Regions from separate parts of the Homo sapiens genome. Here region 1 is linked to region 2. A link is an interaction called in ENCODE POLR2A ChIA-PET data of the cell type or tissue named here. Cell type or tissue: OCI-LY7. All regions are shown on one strand. Each heading gives the region's core, and the rest is flanking DNA. Links, peaks and the distances in the headings are about the cores only.

Region 1 (6,418 bases), core at 444-5,443, 56 kb before region 2:
GCAAGCCCTGCTATCACCTGCTTTTGTCTTTTAAGATGTAAATTGTACCTTGACTTACCTTGCCCAGTGAAATAAACTTAAAATCCAGATTTTTAATTATACTCTGTCCCCCAAAATAAGTTAATAACCTTGCACCTTGTCTTGCTTCTGAGCAGTAATAACTGTTAGTAGTGCTGAGTAGAGCCCAGAGTTAAAATATCCAGTATCATTCTCTTGCTATTCCCAAAACTCATCTTTGCATTGTATTTTTTTAAGTTGTGTCTATGAACTTAATGTATGAAATCCTAGTACATAGACACATAAAAATTCAATACATAACGTAAAAACACAACCACTATTTTGCTTTCAAAAATATCTTCCTAAAAAGTCACTGTGACCTTTGCTGATCTACAGTCTTTAACACTCCATAGCCAGAGTGATCCTGATAAAATGTCAGGTCATGTAACTTCTTTTCTCAAATGGCTTCCCTTCTCAGTCATAGTAAATTCCATACTCCTATGGTCTACAAGGCTCTATGATTTAAGTCTCTTCTTCCTCTCTGACTTCATCTCCTCACCCTTTCTCCAATCTCCTTTCCCCTACGCTGTTGTGGTCTTCTCTAACTACTGTGTATAAAACAACAGCCTTCCCCCGATATTTTGTATCTGTTTTTATGCTAGATTTTTCTCCATTGCATTTATCATTTTGCAACATATTGTGTAATCTAACTTAGGTTTATTGTTTATTTTCTTCACTGTGATTTATCTTCTGTGAGATCAGCATTTGTCAGTATTTGTCACCTAAACACCTGAACAATGCCTTCAGTGTAAGTTAATGAATTAACCTGCTTTCAGCTGTAAACGTTACAAATAGTGATTGTGGTTTGAAACTTTAGACTAAGCAAGTCTCAGTCTGTAGCATAAACTGCCAAGTTACTTATATCCATGCATGTGGGCCATGTTCATTTCAGGGGTCCTTGTTTTTTGTTGTTGTTTGTTTTGTTTTTGCTTTCAGATAGCATCTCGCTGTCTCCCAGGCTGGAGCGCAGTGGTGTGATCACAGCTCTCACTTTGGTGCCCAGGCTGGTCTCAAATTCCTGGGCTAAGTAATCATCCCGCCTTGGCCTCCCAAAGTGCTGGGATTACAGGAATGAACCACCACACCCAGCCTAAGGGGTCTGTGTTTTTAGAGGAGTATAACAGTATGTGACCTTGAAACTATCATTTGTCTTAATATAGAAGGAGCTAAGAATGCCTCAGCTAAGAGTAGAGCAGTGCATTAGCCTGATTTCATGCTGCTGACATACCTGAGACTGGGAAGAAAAAGAGGTATAATTGGACTTACAGTTCCACATGGCTAGGGAGGCCTCAGAATCTTGGTGGGAGGAGAAGGGCACTTCTTACATAGTGGTTGGTGGCAAGAGAAAATGAGGAAGATGCAAAAGCGGAAACATCTGTTAAAACCATCAGATCTTGTGAGACTTGTTCACTACCATGAGAACAGTATGGGGGAAACTGCCCCCATGATTCAAATTATCTCCCAACAGGTTGCTCCCACAACACGTGGGAATTATGGGAATACAATTCAAGAGAGATTTGGGTGGGGACACAGCCAAACCATATCAAGCAGTATAACTATCTTATTGTTAAAAATGTTGTCATTTAGAAGCCATATTAATTTCTTATAGTTCCAGAAGGCAAAACTAGGATTGTGGTGATGTGTATTGAAAGGGAGGAGAGAGGCAGCAAGAGATCTGGGAGAATTAGTTAGCAGGCTTTTTTAGTAGTCTGGGAGAGATGAGGATAGCTTGAATTAGGATGATAATTGTGGAGATGGGCTCAGTGGATGGGATTTGAGACCAGCAGGCCTTAGTTAATAGATTGAAAGTGAGGGAGAAAGAAATTTGAAAGATGATTTCTGGATTACATTCCTGGGTTGTGCCAGATAAGGACCAGAGCTCTTTTGGTTTTAACATATCAGGCTTAAAGTACCTTTGGAGCTTTCAGGTAGAAGTTCCTGTAAGCAATTAGATACATGGTTCTGAAATTCAGAGGAAGAGTATTGGCTGTAAATGGAAAACTGGAATCTCCCATACAGGTAATTGGAACTATAGGTATGGATGAAATTGCCTAGGTGAGGGAATATAACTTGGGGGAAAAAAGGCCTAGGATGGAACCACAATGACCTCTAACATTTAAAAAACTTTGCTGGAAGAATGTGAGCTCCCAGAGAATACCGTGAAGATCAGAGAAGTAGAGGGTGAGTGGGGTGTTACAGAAACCAAAGAAAGAGAATGTTACAAGGAGATAGAAGTCAAGAAGAGAGAGTTGGGTCAAGTGTTGATAAGAGCTTAATAAGGTAAGAACTAAAAAAAATTCTGTTGAGTGTAACAATGTGAAGCTCATTGGCCTTTTGAACAAGCAGGACAGTAAGGTTCTTATTTTCAGATTGATGCTTCTCTAATTGCTTAACTAGATCTAAAAGTATTGAGATCAAAGTTTAAGAAATTATCACCCATATTACAGAAGATAGCTAATGTTTATCAGATATTTACTATGTGTCAGCCACTCTGTTGTAGACATTTTACATACATTTTCATTTGATCTTTTCGGTAGCCTTGCAATGTTGACTGTGTTAGTCCATTTTACAGAAATGAGTCTGGGGCTCTGGAGAAGTTAAATGACTTGTTAAGTGTCAGAGAAGTTGCTAAGTATCTATAGCTGGGTCCATCTGACTTTCGGCCTTCAGTTGTTTCACTGATCTAGAGGAACCTCTAGATCAGATTAAGGTACTAGAGCTCAAACAGAATGGTAAAATCTTCAGTATGGGGTATCTAAGAAGTATGGGGTAAGGGGTGCATCCCAGGACAGGATGTCAGAGCCTAAGTAGAGAAAAAAGTTATGCAAAGAAGGTAGGGAACAGCAAAGGCAATGGGAAACTGGCCACATGCAGGGGGTTGATCAAATTTAGTAAGTAATGATAATGAGTCAGAGTTCTCCTGGTGAGAAGGGAGTTATAAATTTGGTAATGGAGAAAACAAGAACAAATCTTGCGGACTGAAATTGGAGAAATTGGTACCAATTCATGGTTTTCTACACATAGACATTGAAATAATTAGAGCATCCAAATCTTGTTTTCTAAATACCTTTCTCCACTAAAAGCAACCACTCTTTGGAGGAATGGTTGATTCCAGTGCTGGGGCAGGGAAAGTACAAGGTGAGCTTCATTTTCTTATGTCCAAAAGTAAGGAAGTGGCTGGGTGTGGTGGCTCACACCTGTAATCCCAGCACTTTGGGAGGCCAAGGCAGGTGGATCACTTGAGGTCAGGAGTTCAAGGCCAGCCTGGCCAATGTGGCAAAATCCTGTCTCTACTAAAAATACAAAATTTAGCCAGGTGTAGTGGCCCATGCCTGTAATCCCAGCTACATGGGAGGCTGAGGCACAAGAATCGCTTGAACCTGGGAGGTGGAGTTTGCAGTGGGCCAAGATCACCACACTGCACTCCAGCCTGGGCGACAAAGTGAGACTCCACCTCAAAAAAAAAAAAAAAAAGGAAGTGCGAAGAGCAAGTCAAAAGAAAACAGAAACTATCTTGAAAGGCTTTCACTAGCCAAAGCTGAGATAATCTCGGAATAAATAAATAGCAAGTTTAATAAGGAATGGGCTATTTTACAGTCTCAAAATACTTTTCCACAAAAATGCATGTTAATTACCAATGGGACAAAAGTAACTTTACAGTGAAGACGCTTGGATGATATTACCTCAATCAAGTTATCAAAGTGCACATCATCAGTAATGAGACAAACAGAAATTGTATGCCATTTGACAGGACACAATGAGAAAAACACATCATAATTACTGTCAAATAGTGTACAACCTGAATCTAACCATAAGGAAATATCTGGCATCCTACAGAAAGAAAACTACATCTGAAAAAAAATAAAAGGAAGTATCAGGCAAACCCAAATTGGAAGACATTTTGCAACAGAACTAATCTATAAGCTTTAAGGAGTACAAACAAGGTCATGAAAGTCAAGACTGGGGGACTGTTCCAAGTTGAAGGAGTCTAAAAAGAAGTAATCCCTTTTTCTTTTTATTAAGGTAAAAAGAATCTTAATCTGGGTTCCCTCACTATTCGTAACATGAGCATTTTGCTCACTAACTTGGGCTCCAATGCCTCCAGCCAGAATAGCAGCATACAGACGTGTTCTTTTAAAGTTTATACTTATTCCTTTTTGTAAAAGATTATTATACCAACACTTTTAGTGAAAATTAAAAGTGTTCTCAATCTTTAAACCCTCTTGAGTAAATTTAAACCCTCTTAAGACTCACATCTCTATTAGGGATAAGACTAAACTTCTTCCTTTTTTATCCTTTCTTTTACCCTAGACTTCTCAGATGTACTTTTAGGGTTGTCTTTTTATTGTAATTTTGACAGTAAGGTAAAAATTAGTTCAGTCTTTGTGTGTGTGTGTGTGTGTGTGTGTGTGTGTGTGTGTGTGTGTTTTAGGTTTAGGAGTCAGTCAGACCTGGTTTTGAACTCTGGTTGTCCTAGATGACTGATTGTCACCTTTTATAGGTGATCTAATCAGTATCTCAATTTCCTCACCTAATTTTTTAATAACATTTATCTAAGTCCAGTGGTAATAGCAGCTAACTCTGTCTCTGTTCATACTCTTAAGTTAGCTTTGTTTAGTGGGTGATTTTTAAGCCTTTTTAATGCAGTGTTCTGTTGTTCAGTATTGACGGTGTTTTAATTTTTTAAATGTATCGTGTTCTGGTATTTTGAGGATTAAATGTGGAAAGGCATGCCAGAATGTGTAGTTCATTACGTAGTATATTGTAGGCATTCACTCTACCCATAGTTCTGAACTCCAGGTTTGTTGATATCTATGTGTCTATTAGGTCTGTGCCCTAGGGGAGCTTAGTCCTAATCAGGCCTTCTTTTTTGATATCTAGTCTTCTTTCCATTTTCTCCTAACTAGTTTCTCGTACTTTCCATCTCTCCACCACTGCCACCTTTCTGCTACTACATTAAGCTCAAAATCCCCAATTTAAACATCTTATAAACCACTTTCAAAACAAATAAATGGGAGAGAGATAGACTTGAAGTCCACCTAAGGAAACACAACGTAAGTCCTAATTGGACTTAAGAACATTAACTTTTTGCACTTTATTATCATTATTTTTCTTTACTTGCCTCAGTCGTTAGTTACTCCCCCACTGGTACATTTAAAAAAATGTCTTAGAAACTCTTTGCCTATTTCTCACATTTGGCACTTGGCATATGCTATCTTGTTCATCTTCTGTATCCTATGTCTCCAAGTCTACTCCTTGTACCGGGAAGTGATACAGTATCTTAATCCGTCTTTATATTCCAATACCAGGCTCAGTACCCTGACCACAGTAGTTATTTAGCAGCTTAAAGTAAACCAAAACAGAAGTACAAACATGAAAGACAGCGGCCAAAACAACACTGTTATAAAAATTCTCTGGGATCAATGAAACAGTCTACAAATGATAGGTTTTGTTTGGTTTGTTTTGAGACACAGTCTCATTCTGTCACCCAGGCTGGAGTGCAGTGGTACAATCTCGGTTCACTGTAACCTTTGCTTCCCAAGTTCAAGCAATTCTCCTGCCTCAGTCTCCTGAGTAGCTAGGATTACAGGCGTGTACCACTACACCCGGCTAATTTTTGTATTTTTAGTAGAAACGGTTTCACCATGTTGGTCAGGCTGATCTCGAACTCCTGACCTCAAGTGATCTGCCCGCCTTGGCCTCCTGAATTGCTGGGATTACAGTCATGAGCCACTGTACCCGGCCCCGATAGGTGATTTTTTAATGTAAATATACGTATAGCACTATTTTGTATGCCTAGATGGCTTGTCAAGAAGAATGATTCTGTAAGCTGTTATAATGGGGAATAAATATTAATGACTCAAAAAATTTATAAGCTATCACTCACCTGAAAACTTCATCATAGAAAACCCTTCAGATAGGACAGTTTTAATGTAATAGGTCATATTTCTTTAGAAACTGTTGTGCATGTCCAGTTACTTAAGACATCAGCTTGAGTAATATGAGGGAGATGGATGAAACGAAATAGCTTCATTGTTTCAAAACTGCCACAGAACTAGATATAATTAAAACTGAATGGAGGGTAAACAAATCCACTTAGACTCTTTAAAAAGGTTTAAAATATAGTTCATATTAATATAGCCATTCCAACCATCGTTTATTATTGTTTGCATTATTTGGCATATCTTGTTCTATATGTTTAACCTATCTTTATTTTTAAAGGGAGTTTCTTGTAGACAGGCATATAATTCAGTCTTTCTTTAAAATCCAGTTTGATAATCTCTTTTAATTGGTGTGCACGATTATTTACATTATTTACATTTAATATAATAATGTTTGTTCCTCTATTTTCTTCCTTTTT
Region 2 (6,418 bases), core at 470-5,469:
TTATGTTGAATTACACCTCAAAGTTGATTTTATTTTTTTAGAGTAGTGAAGAACATGATGAAAGCTGGAAAAATTCTTGACAAAATACTACATAAATTATTTCAAAGAGAAACATCTGTGTTAAGTTGCTTTCATCTTTTCTTTGCCATGAATTTATCAGAAAAACATACTTTTAAAGGTTTTTTTCTGAATTTTAGCCAATTGGTAGCTATCTTTAGACAAGGAGTAACCTTGAATTTACATTTTTAGCTATTTGGGCAAAAAACATTTAAGCACTGTATTTTAATATTGCTAACCTGATTTAGAGAATTAATACTTTTAAATTGGTGGTTTAATTTTTTAAACCATTTAAACAAAAATGTCTTTATTATGTTTTCAGAATTGGTTTTATACCCTGGAATGTTGAAACAGAAGTCCTTCCTCTCATTTCTTCTGTGTTGCCAAGAACTATTTTTCCAACAAGTACCATATCTTTCGAACATTTTGGTAAAGTTTGTGAAATCATTTTCTATTTTAAAAATTATTATTATTAGTTTCTTCCAGTTTCATAAAAATGTGTGTTTGATGACTTAGAAAAGCTGTAAAGTAAGGCATAGTAACTTGTAAATACGTCTATAAATATTTGGACAATGACTTAACTTTAGAATTGCTTCAACTAGAGTGTATGTATATATAGATAGATAGATACATAGTCTCTCCATATATCTATATACACACACAATGGAATATTATTCTGCCACAAAAAGAAGGAAATCTTGTTTGTGCCAACGTGGATGAACCTGGAGGACATTAGGCTAAGTGAATAAGGCAGGCACAGAAAGGCACATAACCACATGATCTCACTTATATGTGGAATCTAAAAAAGTTGATCTCGTAGAACTAGATTGTAGATTAGGGGGTGGGGTAGGTGTGGTGGGGTGGAGGTTGTTGGTCAGAGGATACAGTTTCAGCTGGATAGAATAAGTTCTAAAGATCAATTGTGAAACGTGATGACTATAATAATACAGTTGACCCTTGAACAACATAGGTTTTAACTGGGTGGCGACATTATACATGAATTTTAAAAAATAAATATATCGGAAAATGTTTGGAGATTTGCAACACTGAAAAAACAGAAAAATCGCATAACCTATAAATAGTGAAAAAAATTAAGAAAAAGGTATGTCATTAATGTATAAAATATATGTAGGTACTAGTCTATTTCATCATTTACTACCATAAAATATATACAAATCTATGATAACAAGTTAAAATTTATCAAAACATATACACACTCAAACCACATGGTTCCACCATTTGCAGTCATAAGAAATGTAAACAGCTGTAAAGATACAGTATTAAATCATAGCTGTGTAAAATTAAATATAGTACGTATTTACCAGTGTAACAATTTTTGTGGCCGCCACCTGTTGCTATTCTGGTGTACTCAAGTGTTGTGAATGTCTGGGAGGTTGAGGCTACAATGAGCCATGATTGCACCACTGCACTCCAGCCTGTGCAACAGAACAACAGCCTGTCTCAAAAAAAAAAAAAAACAAAAAAAAAACAAAACACAACGCAAAACCTGGTTTAATGTAATCATCTCCATGTGAGCATTTGTCTTTCTAATAGATTGCATATCACAGTAAAAAGTGATCTCTTGCAGTGCATGCATATTTTTCATAGTGTTTAGTGCAATACTGTAAACCTTGAGTAACACCTTTGGGACCCACATAAGTGCCATTAGTGATGTAGGAAGTGCTCCCAAGAAGCAAAATTATGGCTTTATAAGAAGAAGTTTAATTCCTTGATAGGAACAGATTGAGATCTATAGCTGCAGTTGCCTGCCATTTCAGACAGATGATTCATCTTGTAAACAAATGATATAAACTTAGGGTATCAATAAATACAGTACAGCATTATAATGTATTTTCTCTTATGATTTTTGTAATAACCTTTTCTTTAGCTTCTTTTATTGTAAGAATACAGTATGTAACACATAACATAAAAAATATATTAATTCACTGTTATCAGTAAGGAGTCTGGTGAATAACAGTTAAGTTTTGGGGAGTAAAAACTGTTTCAATTTTTGACTGTGTTGGGGGTTGGTGCTCCTAATCCCTGTGTTGTTAAAGGGTCGACTATATTGTATTTTTGAAAATTGCTAGAGAGTGGACGTAAAGTGTTCTCACTAAACAAATTATAACTATGTGAGGTAGTGCATATATTAAGTAGCTAGATTTGGTCATTCCACAATGTATATGTACTTCAAAACATCATGTTGTACATGAGAAACACAGTTTTATCTGTTAGTCAGTTTTAAAAATAAAAAATATTCCAACTAGAAACTCTGTTGTAGTTTTTGAAATTACAACTTGGAGGCTTTGAGGAACTGATTAGAAGTCTCCTTTCTGTTTCAGGCTTTCATATCCAAACCATAGATCTTTAGAAGTAACATCTGTTAATTAATTATTAATAAATAGTTTGAGTCTTTATTAATTCATGGATAACTTGACCATTTTCTCTCTCCTTTTGCTTAGATAATCCCAGATCATGGCCGGGCACAGTAGCTCACGCCTGTATTCCCAGCAGTTTGGGAGGCCGAGGCAGGCAGATCACTTGAACTCAGGAGTTTGAGACCAGCTTGGGCAACATGGCAAAACCCTGTCTCTATTAAAAATACAAAAATTAGCTGGGCATGGTAGTGCATGCCTGTAGTCCCAGCTACCTGGGAGGCTGAGGTGGGAGGATCGCTTGAGCCTGGGAGGTTGAGGCTTCTGTGCGCGATGATTGCTCCAGTGATCACGCCATTGCACTCCAGCCTGGGTGACAGAGTGAGACCCTGTCTCCAAAAAAAAAAAAAATTAAGCAAGTAGCAGTTACAAGACCAAAAGTTATTTTCCTTTTTTTTTTTCTCTATAAAATTGCCCATTTGGACCAAATCTAGTTATAACTTATTTCAGTGTCATTAAGAAAGTTGATGAATAAGTCATATTACTCAGATGTTAGTAGCTATGCATTTATTAATAGTTTTATTTATAAGTATTTAGTTTCACTCTGTTGCAGACTATTTTATGCTAAAATTAGCTAAAGCCAAATTACTATTTCTTAAAACATATTTTTTACTTTTTTTTTTTTTTTAAATATTATTAGGTACTTCTTGCAAGGGATATGCATTAGCACATACTCAAGAAGGGGAAGAAAAGAAGCAAACTTCTGGTACATCAAATACCAGAGGATCAAGACGAAAACCTGCAATGACAACTCCTACAAGGAGGTCTACACGTAACACAAGAGCTGAAACAGCCAGTCAGTCTCAGAGATCCCCAATATCAGACAATTCTGGGTGTGATGCCCCAGGTAACAGTAATCCATCTTTAAGTGTTCCCTCTTCAGCTGAGTCAGAAAAGCAAACAAGACAGGCTCCAAAACGGAAGTCTGTAAGAAGAGGAAGAAAACCACCTTTACTGAAAAAGAAACTTCGGAGCTCTGTAGCTGCCCCTGAAAAATCATCTTCCAATGATTCAGTAGATGAAGAAACAGCAGAATCTGACACATCACCTGTGTTAGAAAAAGAGCACCAACCAGATGTAGACAGTAGTAACATTTGTACTGTGCAGACTCATGTAGAAAACCAGTCTGCTAATTGCTTGAAAAGTTGCAATGAGCAAATAGAAGAAAGTGAGAAGCATACTGCAAATTATGATACAGAGGAAAGAGTAGGATCTTCATCTTCTGAGTCTTGTGCTCAAGATCTTCCTGTGCTAGTTGGTGAGGAAGGGGAAGTTAAAAAACTCGAGAATACAGGTATAGAGGCTAATGTTTTGTGTTTGGAAAGTGAGATTTCTGAAAATATTCTTGAAAAAGGAGGTGATCCATTGGAAAAGCAAGACCAGATATCTGGACTTTCACAATCAGAGGTAAAGACAGATGTATGTACAGTTCATCTTCCAAATGATTTTCCTACATGTTTAACATCTGAAAGCAAAGTGTACCAACCTGTATCTTGTCCCCTAAGTGACTTATCTGAGAATGTAGAGTCAGTGGTTAATGAAGAAAAAATAACAGAGAGTTCCCTAGTAGAAATTACTGAACATAAAGATTTTACACTAAAAACAGAGGAGCTTATAGAGAGCCCCAAGTTAGAATCTTCTGAGGGTGAAATTATACAGACAGTGGACAGACAATCTGTTAAGAGCCCAGAGGTTCAATTGCTTGGGCATGTTGAAACTGAAGATGTAGAAATAATTGCAACATGTGATACTTTTGGGAATGAAGATTTCAATAATATTCAAGACTCTGAAAATAACTTACTAAAAAATAATCTTCTGAACACCAAATTGGAAAAATCTTTAGAAGAAAAGAATGAATCGCTGACCGAACATCCTAGATCTACAGAGTTGCCTAAAACACACATTGAACAGATTCAGAAGCATTTTAGTGAGGACAACAATGAAATGATACCTATGGAGTGTGATTCATTTTGCAGTGACCAAAATGAATCTGAAGTTGAACCATCTGTAAATGCTGATCTTAAACAAATGAATGAAAATTCTGTGACACACTGTTCTGAAAATAATATGCCGTCTTCTGATCTTGCGGATGAAAAGGTTGAAACTGTTTCTCAACCATCTGAAAGCCCAAAAGATACCATAGATAAAACCAAAAAGCCTCGTACTCGAAGATCTAGATTTCATTCTCCATCTACAACTTGGTCACCCAACAAAGACACTCCACAAGAAAAGAAGCGGCCCCAGTCTCCATCTCCCAGAAGAGAAACTGGGAAAGAAAGCAGGAAGTCTCAATCACCATCTCCTAAGAATGAGTCAGCCAGAGGCCGGAAAAAATCCCGTTCTCAGTCCCCAAAAAAGGATATTGCAAGAGAAAGGAGGCAATCTCAGTCTCGGTCTCCAAAAAGGGATACTACTAGGGAAAGCAGAAGATCTGAATCACTGTCCCCAAGAAGAGAAACTTCTAGAGAGAACAAAAGATCTCAGCCAAGAGTGAAAGATTCTTCCCCAGGAGAAAAATCCAGGTCCCAGAGCAGAGAACGAGAAAGTGATAGAGATGGGCAGAGGAGAGAGAGAGAAAGGAGAACCAGAAAGTGGTCTAGGTCCAGATCTCATTCTAGGTCCCCCTCAAGATGTAGAACAAAAAGTAAGAGTTCATCATTTGGTAGAATTGACAGAGATAGTTACTCTCCCCGGTGGAAGGGAAGATGGGCAAATGATGGTTGGAGATGTCCACGAGGAAATGATCGGTACAGAAAGAATGACCCAGAGAAACAGAATGAAAATACAAGAAAAGAAAAAAATGACATCCATCTAGATGCTGATGATCCAAATTCTGCTGACAAACATAGAAATGACTGTCCCAATTGGATAACAGAAAAAATAAACTCTGGGCCTGATCCAAGAACCAGAAATCCAGAAAAGTTGAAAGAGTCTCATTGGGAAGAAAATAGAAATGAAAATTCAGGAAATTCTTGGAATAAAAACTTTGGTTCTGGTTGGGTATCTAACCGTGGTAGAGGCAGAGGCAACCGTGGCAGAGGCACTTACAGAAGTAGTTTTGCCTATAAAGATCAGAATGAAAATCGGTGGCAAAATCGAAAACCCCTCTCAGGGAATTCAAACAGTTCAGGGAGTGAATCTTTCAAGTTTGTGGAACAGCAATCCTATAAGCGAAAAAGTGAACAGGAGTTCTCATTTGATACACCAGCAGATAGATCTGGATGGACATCTGCATCCAGCTGGGCCGTGAGAAAGACTTTGCCAGCAGATGTACAAAACTACTACTCACGACGAGGCAGAAATTCTTCAGGTCCACAGTCTGGATGGATGAAACAAGAGGAGGAAACATCTGGACAGGGTAATGTATTCTTGTTGGTTTATTGATACTGTTTTATTTGAAGAATTATAAATTTAATATGTTATTTGTATGAGTTGAAATGATCCTTATTTGTAGTTTTTATAATAAGCTGAACCTTAGTTGTTTACAAGTCACTTAGCATTATATAAATATATATACACGTACGTTTATCTACATAAGTATATTATTAATGCTACCTCTGCTCCAAACCTTGCCAAAGACTTAAATATTTTCAGCACTGTTTGCTACAATAGAAGAGTTTGGGATATTCCTATGCAGGATTTAACCTCTAATTTGTTTATTTCAGATATGTACACTTTTAATTTTTTTGATAATTGTTCTCATACAAATAAAATAAGCCATTGTTTTAATAGTAAAGATTTATATTTCCTTGTTTTTTTTCTTGTTAAGAACATTGCAAGATAAAGGCTGTTGAAGATGTAAAAATTGAATAACCTTATAATTTAGTAGTTAAATTTTATGTGATTTTTTTTTTTAACTAGTCAGTTTCTTGAGCTACTGATTGTTGATGTATGTTTTGCATGAACTTATTCTTAAAAATATTTTC

The links. Peaks named below come from ENCODE experiments on the same cell type or tissue, not always from the same donor. Only the 100,000 strongest peaks of a DNase experiment are listed, where the experiment ranks them.
Region 1: POLR2A ChIA-PET joins it to region 2 with 5 read pairs; 8 of 35 experiments call an interaction of 5 or more read pairs at or near these places.

What each region holds. Positions count from the first base shown.
Region 1 is chr12:45,981,809-45,988,226 of GRCh38, reverse strand. The region is part of intron 1 of SCAF11 (SR-related CTD associated factor 11); the gene reads left to right. Among named protein-coding and RNA genes, the nearest start is that of SCAF11, 5.6 kb to the left of the region's middle. RefSeq lists a silencer at 1,475-1,524. In OCI-LY7, for the core only: no CTCF peak of the experiment used is centred there; DNase peaks (open chromatin) are centred at 1,406 and 3,546; H3K4me3 peaks cover 2,385 bases; H3K27ac peaks cover 3,296 bases.
Region 2 is chr12:45,925,574-45,931,991 of GRCh38, reverse strand. It overlaps SCAF11 (SR-related CTD associated factor 11), which reads left to right. Exons shown (of 15, transcript NM_004719.3): 10 at 380-486; 11 at 3,133-5,850. Among named protein-coding and RNA genes, the nearest start is that of SCAF11, 62 kb to the left of the region's middle. In OCI-LY7, for the core only: no CTCF peak of the experiment used is centred there; no DNase peak of the experiment used is centred there.